Regions from separate parts of the Homo sapiens genome. Here region 2 is linked to region 1. A link is an interaction called in ENCODE POLR2A ChIA-PET data of the cell type or tissue named here. Cell type or tissue: Panc1. All regions are shown on one strand. Region 1 has its middle 48 kb from the start of LINC02606. Region 2 has its middle 10 kb from the start of SPSB1.

Region 1 (5,000 bases):
ACACAGCAAGACTCCGTCTCAAAAAAAACACAACAACAACAAAAACCCATGAATGCAGTCACTATGAGAGCGTCAGATAGACTTTGGGTGGTGTTGAAACACCTAGTCAGATCACTGGGGCTGGGGGGAGTGAACTCCACCCCTCCTCCAGCTGTTGGTGTCAGAGGTCTCCCTGTGAGCCGCTGCAGGCAAGGGAGCAGGGGCCTCCAGAGGTTGACCTCAGCAGAAGGAATACTCATCTAATACTGATGGCTGCAGTATTAGAAATTGCATCCTTAAATATGGGACAGAATGGGAACTGGCCGCTTGCTCGGATAAAGGCTGCTGGCATAAATTTAAACTCTGTATCTTTGGAGAAAACTTGGAAAATAACCTCTTTTTTTTTTGAGACGGAGTCTCGCTCTATTGGCAGGCTGGAGTGCAGTGGCGCGATCTCAGCTCACTGCAACCTCCGCCTCCCGGATTCAAGCAATTCTCCTGCCTCAGCCTCCTGAGTAGCTGGGACTACAGGTGCGTGCCACCACGCCTGACTAATTTTTATATTTTCAGTAGAGACGGGGTTTCAGCATGTTGGGCAAGATGGTCTTGATCTCTTGACCTTGACCTCGAGATCCACCCGCCTCGGCCTCCCAAAGTGCTGGGATTACAGGGGTGAGCCACTGAGCCTGGCCTTTTTTTTTGATGGAGTTTTTGCTCTTGTCACCCAGGCTGGAGTGCAGTGGTGCAATCTTGGCTCACTGCAACCTCGGCCTCCTGGGTTCAAGCGATTCTCCTGCCTCAACCTCTTGAGTAGCTGGGATTACGGGCGCATGCCACCATGCCTGGCTAATTTTTGTATTTTTAGTACAGACGGGGTTTCACCATGTTGGTCAGGCTGGTCTTGAACTCCTGACCTCAGGTGATCCACCCGCCTCGGCCTCCCAAAGTGCTGGGATTACAGCGTGAGCCACCATGCCCGGCCAATAACCTCTCTTTTAAAACAGTGTTCCAAGGCATTTTGTTCATTCATTCATTCAACAAAGGTGAATTGAGGTCTTACTATATGGCCCAAGCATGGTACTGGGCAGCCATGGCCAGACACACACCTTGCCCTGAAGAATCCCAGTGTGGCTGTGCAGGGGGCAGACGGGAGACACAGACAGATAACTGACAGGAGCCTGAGGGCAACTGCTGCGAGGAACCACGCATGGGGTTGCGGGGGTCCGGGAGGCCACCTTCCAGATGGAGGAGAGGAGGGCGCTGAGTCAGGGAAGGCTTTTTGGAGGAGGTCACGCCTGAATCGAGTGTGAAAGGATGAGTAAGCGTTTGGGGGCTGGGGAGGGGGCGATGAGAGTGTCCTGGCAAAGGAGACAAGAGCAAGGACCCTGTGGCAGGAGGAAGCGTTGTGTGCGGGTATGCATGTGTGTATATGCACGTGTATATGTGTATGTATATCTGTTGGTGGATATGTGTGTAGCATGCAGGTATGCAGGTGTGTAAATGCATGTGTATATGTGTGTGTATGTCTGTGGGTGCATGTGTGTGTGTAGCATGTGGGTATGCACGTGTGTAAATGCATGTGTATATGTGTGTACGTCTGTGAGTGTATATGTGTGTAGTGTGTAGGTATGCATGTGTGTATATGCATGTGTATATGTGTATGTATGTTGGTGGATATGTGTGTGTAGCATGTGGGTATGCATGTGTGTAAATTCATGTGTATATGCGTGTGTATGTCTGCAGGTGCATGTATGTAGTGTGGGTGTATGAATGTGTGTATATGCATGTGTACACGTGTGTATGTCTGTGGGTGCATATGTGTGTGTAATGTGTGTGTATGCTTGTGTGTAAATGCATGTGCATATGCGTGTCTGTGAGTGCATGTATGTGCATATGTGTGTGTAGCATGTGTGCATGCATGTGTATATGTACATAGGTGTGTATATATGTGTATACATGTGTGTCTGGGTGCATGTGTGTTCATGTGTGTGTAGCATATGTGTATGCATGTGTATGTGTGTGGGTGTGTATGTGTGTGTATATGTGTGTGGGTGCATGTGTATGCACATGTGTGTGAAGCGTGTATGTGTATGCATGCGTGTGTGTGGGTGCATATGTGTGTGTATATGTGCATGTGTCTATGGGTGCATATGTGTGTGTGCATGTGGGTGTGTCATGCATGTGTGTGTGTGAGAATTGTGGAGCTGGTGTGTTAACCGAGAGGCAGGGGTACAAAGCCTGAAAGGGGAGGGAGGACCCCTTAAGAGGGAGGTTGCATTTTATTCCACAAGGAATGGGAAGGTGCCAAGGCAGGAGAGTGAAACTGGAGTCCCCCTTGCCACAAATATTAATCAGGTCTCTTTTAGTTGCAAATTACAGAAATCCAGTTCCAACTAACTTAAGTACAGAAGGTGTTAATGGTTTTCAAAAGTAAACAGCCTCTAAGGCTAGTTCTGCCTTCAGGCAGAGGTGGATCCAGGAGCTCAGGTGATATTGACAAGAATGGGCCTCCCCTTTGTCTCTGCTTTCCTCCGTGTGGGTCTCATTCTCAAGTGGGTGTGCTCTGGGTGGCAGTAAAGGTGGCTGCCAGCGACTCCAGCCTCCTATCCTGCAGATTCAGCAGATGTCCTGAGGGTGTTCTCATGGGCTGGGATTGAGTCATAAGCTCCCCTCAGAAACTGTGCCCTGGGTGGCAGTAAAGGTGGCTGCCAGCGACTCCAGCCTCCTATCCTGCAGATTCAGCAGATGTCCTGAGGGTGTTCTCATGGGCTGGGATTGAGTCACAAGCTCCCTTCAGAAACTGATCATGATGACTCTGATTTGCATGACTTGGGTCATGTGCCTGCCCCTGAAAGCAGGGGGTGAGGCAGTCACCTGGATTGAAGGGAGGTCAGGACAAGGAGAGAAGGGAGCTGTGCAGATGTCTGACTCCATTTGTATGAAATGCCCAGAATGCATAAATCATAGAGACAGAATGCTGACTAGTGGGTGACGGGAGTGATGGGGCATGAGGAGGAGTGACTGCTTCATGGGTAGGGAGTTTCCTTTTTGGGGGGATAAAAATGTTTTGGAATTAGACAGAGGTGATGGTTGCATGACATTGTGATTGTATTAAATGCCACCAAATTGTTCACTTTAATTTTATTTATTTATTTGAGACAGGGTCTCACTCTGTTGCCCAAGCTGGAGTGCAGTGGTGTGGTTACAGCTCACTGCAGCCTCGATCTAGGTCCTAGGCTCAAGCACTCCTCCCCACTTGGGCTCCCGAGTAACTGGGACTACAGGTGCATGCCACCATGCTCAGCTAATTAAAAAATTTTTTTTTTTTTTTTTTTTTAGAGATGGGGTCTCACTATGTTGCTCAGGCTAGTCTTGAATTCCTGGGCACAAGTCACCTCCTGCCTCAGCCTCCCAAAGTGCTGGAATTACAGGTATGAGGCACCACGACTGGCAAACTGTTCACTTTAAAAAGGGTGAATTTTGGCCTGGCATGGTGGCTCATGCCTGTAATTCCAGCACTTTGGGAGGCTGAGGTGGGCGGATCACTTGAGGTCAGGAGTTTGAGACCAGCCAGGCCAACATGGTGAAAGCCCTTCTCTACTAAATATACAAAAATTAGCTGGGTGTGGTGGCAGGCACCTGTGCTCCCAGCTACTTGGGAGGCTGAGGTAGGAGAATTCCTTGAACCTGGGAGGCAGAGGCTGCAGTAAGCTGAGATTGCACCACAGCACTCCAGCCTGGGTGACAAGGCGAGACTCCACTTCAAAAAAAATAATAATAAACTAAAAAAATAAAATAGTGATTTTTATGTAGTGCAAATCTCACCTCAGTAAAAAAATTTTAAAATGACAGTTGTCCCTGCCCCTCATCCCCAGGCATCCTGGGACACTCCCCCATCCATAGGGGCTGCTAGGTGAGGTGACTCCTTTCCTTCCCCTTCTGCCTGTTTTCTCCCCTCTTAAACTTCAGAGGGTTTGGGACCCGCAGTGGATTTTAAGCCAGAGGCTACTACAGGGTAGTTCCAGGCATGGTGGCTGGCAGGGCTGTAGCCCACTGCTGGGACCAAAGGCATGCCTCTGTGGCTTCTCCAGAGGCCAGTTCCTGTATTTTCATGAGATCTCGTCGAGCAAGCTCTAGTGAGGTGCCAGGGACGTCTTGTTCAGAGGTGAGCTGGTGAGTGGGTTTTCCTGGTGGACCTTTAGCCAGCTGCACCTGTGTTCCTCTGGGCTGTGGGCAGAGGGGAGGGTGCTGTCACAACTTAGGGTCCAAGCTGCAGCTCCAGCGGGCCGGGAAGACTTGGAGCAGCGAATTTCCATCATTGCTTGGCGCGGGGGATGCTTGGTGACGCCACCACGAGAAAGGGCTGGGCTTGGGGAGGAGCCATTCACACTGGAATTGTAAAGAGGAAAGAGGGTTTTGGCTCACTTTCTGAGCGAATCCTCCATGCTGGGATTTGGGCAGAGCCCAGAGCTGCCTTGGGGCTCTCCCAGAGCGAGCCTGCACTGGCTCCTTCAGGAACCGGAGTTTCCATCCAAACCCTCTTCCTTGGGTTGCTCAATGCAAGCCGGCCGTGGTGGGATGACGACTTCTGGTCCCCAGCAGGCTGGCACTATGCTTGTCTGGCGTGGACATGGGGACCGGTCCCTTGGGCTGAACTGTGCTCTCTGCTCCTCTCTGATTTTTATTTTCTTTGAGACAGAGTCTCACTGTGTCACCCAGGCTGGAGTGCAGTGGCAGAATCTCAGCTCACTGCAACCTCTGCCTCCCAGGTTCAAGTGATTCTCCTGCCTCTGCCTCCCCAGTAGCTGGGACTACAGGCGTGCACCACCACACCTAGCTAAGTTTTGTATTTTTAGTAGAGACTGGGTTTCTCCATGTTGGTCAGGCTGGTCTTGAACTCCTGACCTCAGGTGATCCACCTTTCTCAGCCTTGCCAAGTGCTGGGATTACAGACGTGACCCACCGAGCCCAGTCTCTGCTCCTTCTTTGAGCTGGAGACAGGCTGAGGTCCGGCCTGGGGG
Region 2 (5,000 bases), 190 kb after region 1:
CTATATTGCACTTACCACAATTGTTAATACTTATTTCTTTTACTGATTTGTTTAATGTCTATCTCATTTACAAAAATATGTTAGGCCAGGCGCGGTGGCTCACGCCTGTAATCCCAGCACTTTGGGAGGCCGAAGCAGGCGGATCACGAGGTCAGGAGTTGAAGACCAGGCTGACCAACATGGTGAAACCCTGTCTCTACTAAAAATACAAACATTAGGTGGCACATGCCTGTAGTCCCAGCTACTCAGGAGGCCGAGGCAGGAGAATCACTTGAACCCTGGAGACGGAGGTTGCAGTGAGGAGGAGGAGGCCAACAGGCTCCAGAAGTGGAATCAATGGGTGACCTTACATATTGGTTATATTGACAGAAAAGTCACAATTCTGTCAGTGATTTGGAGGGGAAAATCTCATGTTAGGAAACTAAAAGACAAGGCGATAATTACATACAGGAAAAATAGAGCAAAAAATAAACTATAAAGGAAATTTAATCATAGTACACTACATGGCTCAGCTGTAAACAATATTTATATACCGATAATAATATGATGAATATTGATTAATCAAAAGTTGTAATACAACCATACCATGAAGTTGGAAGAAGAGTGTGACTCCTCATCTCTCATACCTGGAAGTTAATAGTAATAATAATAATAGCGCCAACACTTAATTGAGAGCTTATTATGTTCCAAGCACAGAATAAATACTTACATGTGTAAACTCCTTTAATCCTCACATGAGCCCTATGGTGTAGGTACTATGATCCCATGTCATAGATAAGGAAACTGAGGCACAGATTAGTGACTTGTTCAGGGTTGCACAGTTAGTAAGTGGCAGCACCTGGAATTGAACCCAGGTAATGCCAAAAATGAAAAGATTATAAAACAGAAGCATAAGCAGGCTATTGAGAAATACGGCAGTAAATATCAGAAGAGGTAAAAAGAATAGTAAGTTGTCACCTCTTGGGTGTAGCAGTTGGGCGTGGGAAGGGGTGGGGTAGGAAGTGGTTGGGTTTTTTTTTTGTTTGTTTTACTTGTAGCACTCTGACATTTTAAAAACTATTTGCATGTGTCTTAGTCCATCCAGGCTGCTGTAACAAAGTACTGTAAACTGGGTAGCTTATAAGCAAAAGAGAAATATACAACAGAAATTTTATTTCTCACAGTTCTGGAGGCTGGGAAGTCCAAGATGAAGGTGCTGGCAGATTTGGTGTTCCCTGAGGGCTGGCTTCTTTTTGTGTGACCCCGCGTGGTGGAGGAGTAAGGGAGCTCCCTGGGGCCACGTTCGCAAGAGCACTAAATCTCATCCTAAGGGCTCCACCGTCATGACCTCATCACCTCCCAAAGCTCCTACCTCCTAATACCACCACCTTGGGGGTTAGGATTTCAGCAGAGGAATTTAGGGGTTGGGGGGAACACAAACATTCAGAACTGAGCAGCATGCATTATTGGATGAAAACGCAAACCAAATCGAGAAAAGGGGATTCCGACAGTAAAAGGAATCCCCATTCCCCTCTCCAGTAGTCACCCACTGGTCAGCTTCCTGGGCGTCGCCCAGAGCTTTCAGACCCATCTGTGCTCTCCAAGGTGGGTACCGCACACCACACACGGGGCTCCCTCTTTCCTCTTTCCCCCAACAGCCTTACTTGGAGATGGCTTCCATCAGCGCATCAGGGTCTCTCCCTAGTTCCCATCGCATGGCTGTGCCTCATTATCAAGCAGGGGCTCCCGGCTGCAGGGGCCTGTGTGAGCTCAAGGGCCCTCATGAGGCCAGCCACAGATGCAGGAGTAGAGCCACCCGGCCCAGGGGCCTCTACTCTCAGACAGAGCTTACAGCCTTGGCACCCAACCCAGAAGGAGATGCTCCTGCCCTAGCCACTGTCCACCAACTTGCTTTTCAGACAGGCCCAAGTGGGGATCTGGGGCGGGGTAAGCTCAGTAAGCCCAGGAGATCTGGGTGAGGCCTGGCTGCTTGAGGCATCAGAGCCTCCCTGTCACCCCCTTCCTTTTCTTTTCTTTTTTTTTTTTTTAGAGTCAGGCTGCAGTGCAGTGGCATGATCCTAGCTCACTGCAGCCTCAAGTGATCCTCCCACCTCAGCCTCCCAGTTAGTGCCTGTAGACTACAGGCACATGCCACAATGCCCAGCTAGCTTTTTTTTTTTTGTAGAGACAGGGTCTTTCTATGTTGCTCAGGCTGGTTTCAAACTCCTGGCTTCAAGTGATCCTTCAGCCTTGGCCTACCAAACTGTTGGGATTCCAGGCATGAGCCACTGTGCCTGGCCCCTGTCACTCTTCTTGCTTTATGGATCATCTGGTAACTGTGACCACCTCATCCTCCGATTTATGTGTGCCACAGAGACACCCCATTCCTTGATCAAAGGCCATCCCTCTCTGGATGAATGGGGCTTTGAGATATCTAGTCAGCCCCACTCCCACCCTGCCCCAGGAGACCTTTCTCAGGAGCAGGCAAGCCCCACTCCCTCCTCCATCCTGAATGGCTCCATCCCTCCAAACCGAGGTGGCTCAGTGAGGGGGCGGCTGAGTCTGGGTGAGGTCCCAGGGTGCCCACTCGAATCCAGAAAGAGGAGCACTGGGGTGGAGTGAGCTGAGTTTCCTTTCTATTTAAAGAAAAACACAAGTCAATATTTTTAGGTGCCAGCTAAGTTGTTTCCTTTGCAGAGGGTCTGTTGTGTGGCCAGAGGTTGTGGTTGACCTGGTTGCAGAGTTGGAAGGGGGAGAGGAGGAGGACAAGGAGGGGAGGGGGAAGGAGGAGGGGGAGGAGGAGACAAGGAGGAGGGGGAGGAAGAGGAGGAAAAAGAGGGAGAGGAGGAGGAGGAAAAGGAGGGAGCAGGGGCCTCTGTCTCTCCCTGGGCTGGTTCAAGACAGATGCTGACATCTGGTTTTAAGTGAGGGGTCTGTTATTTTCCGCAATCAACTGGTGGGTTTGCCCGGAGCTCTAGAGGAACTTTCAGGAAATTGGTGGCAATTTGAACCCTGGGCTCCTTCTGGCCTCTGGATTTCATTCCGATACCAGACCACCCAGGCAGCTGGCACCTCCCAAGAGTGGGCTGAGCTCTGTCTGGAAGCCGCATCAGGCCATCAGCCTGTGCTCCTCAGGTCCCAGGCTGAGGACTGCAGGAAGGTGCACGGTGTTCTGCAGCTCGGCCGGGTCCCATCTGGCTCCTGGGCCGGCTGGGGAGGGTGCAGAGCTGCAGCAAAGACCAAGAGAGAAGCTCTGCCTCCTCTCAGAGGGCCCCGGGGCTCGAGCTGGGAGGTGGAGTGTGCAGTTGTGGCAGGACCTGGACATGCAGGCAATGCCAGTGCAGAGGAGGCGTGCTGAGCAGGTCCCAGCTCGGGGCTGGACTGCTGCTAATCTGCCTCCACAGCCTTGATTCCTACATTGACAGAGCCCTAAGCTTTCACGGGCCTTCCAGGTTATCAAGTAGCAGGAGATCCTCTCAGCTCCTGGGAATGTCATGGGTGTCACATCCCATCAGAGCCACCAGAACCTGAGAGAGCAGAGCTCCAAGTCCCTCCGCTTGTGGGTGAGGAGACCGAGGCTCAGGGAGGGGAAGCAGCTGGCCCCATGCCACACAGCAGCGCTTTCCTCATCTTTCTGCTCCCAGCCGAAACGTCTTTTCCATCAGGATGGAATCACGTTCTGCACTGATCCCCAGGGTGGACAGATGCTCCTGCCAGGCAGTCCCACGGCACCCTCCGCATGGCCCAGCTTGGCCCTGCCCCTTGGGGCTGCCATCCCTTGGGCCCTTGTCTGTGTCCCCGCCAGGCCAGGAGCCCTGGGCAGTGTCTTCCTTTGTGCTACCACCCCGTGTATCCCAGCACCAGGCACAGTGCCTATTACACAATAGGTGCTCAATAAATACTTGTGGTGGGATGTGAAATCAGTCTGTGGCACTTGCTGAACTTCTAATTCAAGGCCCCCACATGATGGAGATCTTTCCTGACTCCCTAACCTCCTTCCCCCAACACGGAACCGCAGTCTCTGCCCAGAGCCCTGTGGCTCCGACCCAAGTGCTCTCGCTACATCTGCCACCCCTGAGAACGCTCCTTGCCTGTCATTTCCTGAGTGCAGGGCCATGTCTTGGTCATCCTTGCAGAAGACAAAGCCCTGGTATGTGAGAGCCTGCGGTGGGCAGATGAACAGGTGCACATGCAGACACACGGCCCTGCCCCCACCAAGTGGTGCTGCGGGTCTCTCGCTCGGACCCCGGGAGCTCATCGTGGGCCCTATGATAAAGTCCTCTCTGTGCGCCTCTTTTCTGGAAAGCAGGGTTTATTATTCAGTTCACAGAGGAGGAACAAGCTCACAGTGGTGAAACTGCCCTGTGCCACTCTCTCAGCAGCAGGGGTGGGATTTGAACTCAGACCTTTCTGACTCCAGAGTCCAGCTCTTAGCCTCACAGGGTGCTGTCTCCTCCCAGGTGTCCTGGAAAGGCCAAGGACAACAGGGCTGCCTCCATGTGCTTGCTCTTTCCTGCCTACAGAGGGTAGAAAATGTGCCACAGGGAAAGCCCAGCACCCATGTGTGTTTGGACAGGACTGGGGCTCAAAGGAAACCGCTCCATCTGCGAGTTGGATGGAGCAGGGGTGTGGACAGAGCGCGGGGCAGAGTGAGCACGACAGAGGCAACCCCTGAGCACGGGGACCCTGCAGCCGCTGCTGCTGATAAAAAACACATGAGGAGGAAACGCCCACAGGCAGCAGCGCTCAGTCCAGCTGAGCCCTGACAACCGCGGCTGATTCAGTCGTTGACTCAGTCGACAAGCACTTACCCAGAGGGAGGCCATGGGATGAGTCGTGGGTCCTTGCCCGCTGCCAGCGGCGGGGCGGGGAGTGGGGGCGGGGCGGGGAGTGGGGGCGGGGCGGGGAGTGGGGGCGGGGCGGGGAGTGGGGTCGGGGCGGGGAGGGGAGCACGGATCAATCACAGTCTGGAATGGAAAGGGAGGGCCTTGACTGCCATGTGCATGGCTGCCTACCCCACG

Evidence for each region. ChIA-PET counts read pairs that join two places held together with the same protein. Peaks named below come from ENCODE experiments on the same cell type or tissue, not always from the same donor. Only the 100,000 strongest peaks of a DNase experiment are listed, where the experiment ranks them.
Region 2: POLR2A ChIA-PET joins it to region 1 with 13 read pairs; 6 of 35 experiments call an interaction of 5 or more read pairs at or near these places.

What each region holds. Positions count from the first base shown.
Region 1 is chr1:9,474,763-9,479,762 of GRCh38, reverse strand. No RefSeq gene overlaps it. Among named protein-coding and RNA genes, the nearest start is that of LINC02606, 48 kb to the right of the region's middle. In Panc1, no CTCF peak of the experiment used is centred here; no DNase peak of the experiment used is centred here; H3K27ac peaks cover 1,681 bases.
Region 2 is chr1:9,280,290-9,285,289 of GRCh38, reverse strand. No RefSeq gene overlaps it. Among named protein-coding and RNA genes, the nearest start is that of SPSB1, 10 kb to the left of the region's middle. In Panc1, no CTCF peak of the experiment used is centred here; a DNase peak (open chromatin) is centred at 4,703; H3K4me3 peaks cover 455 bases; H3K27ac peaks cover 2,744 bases.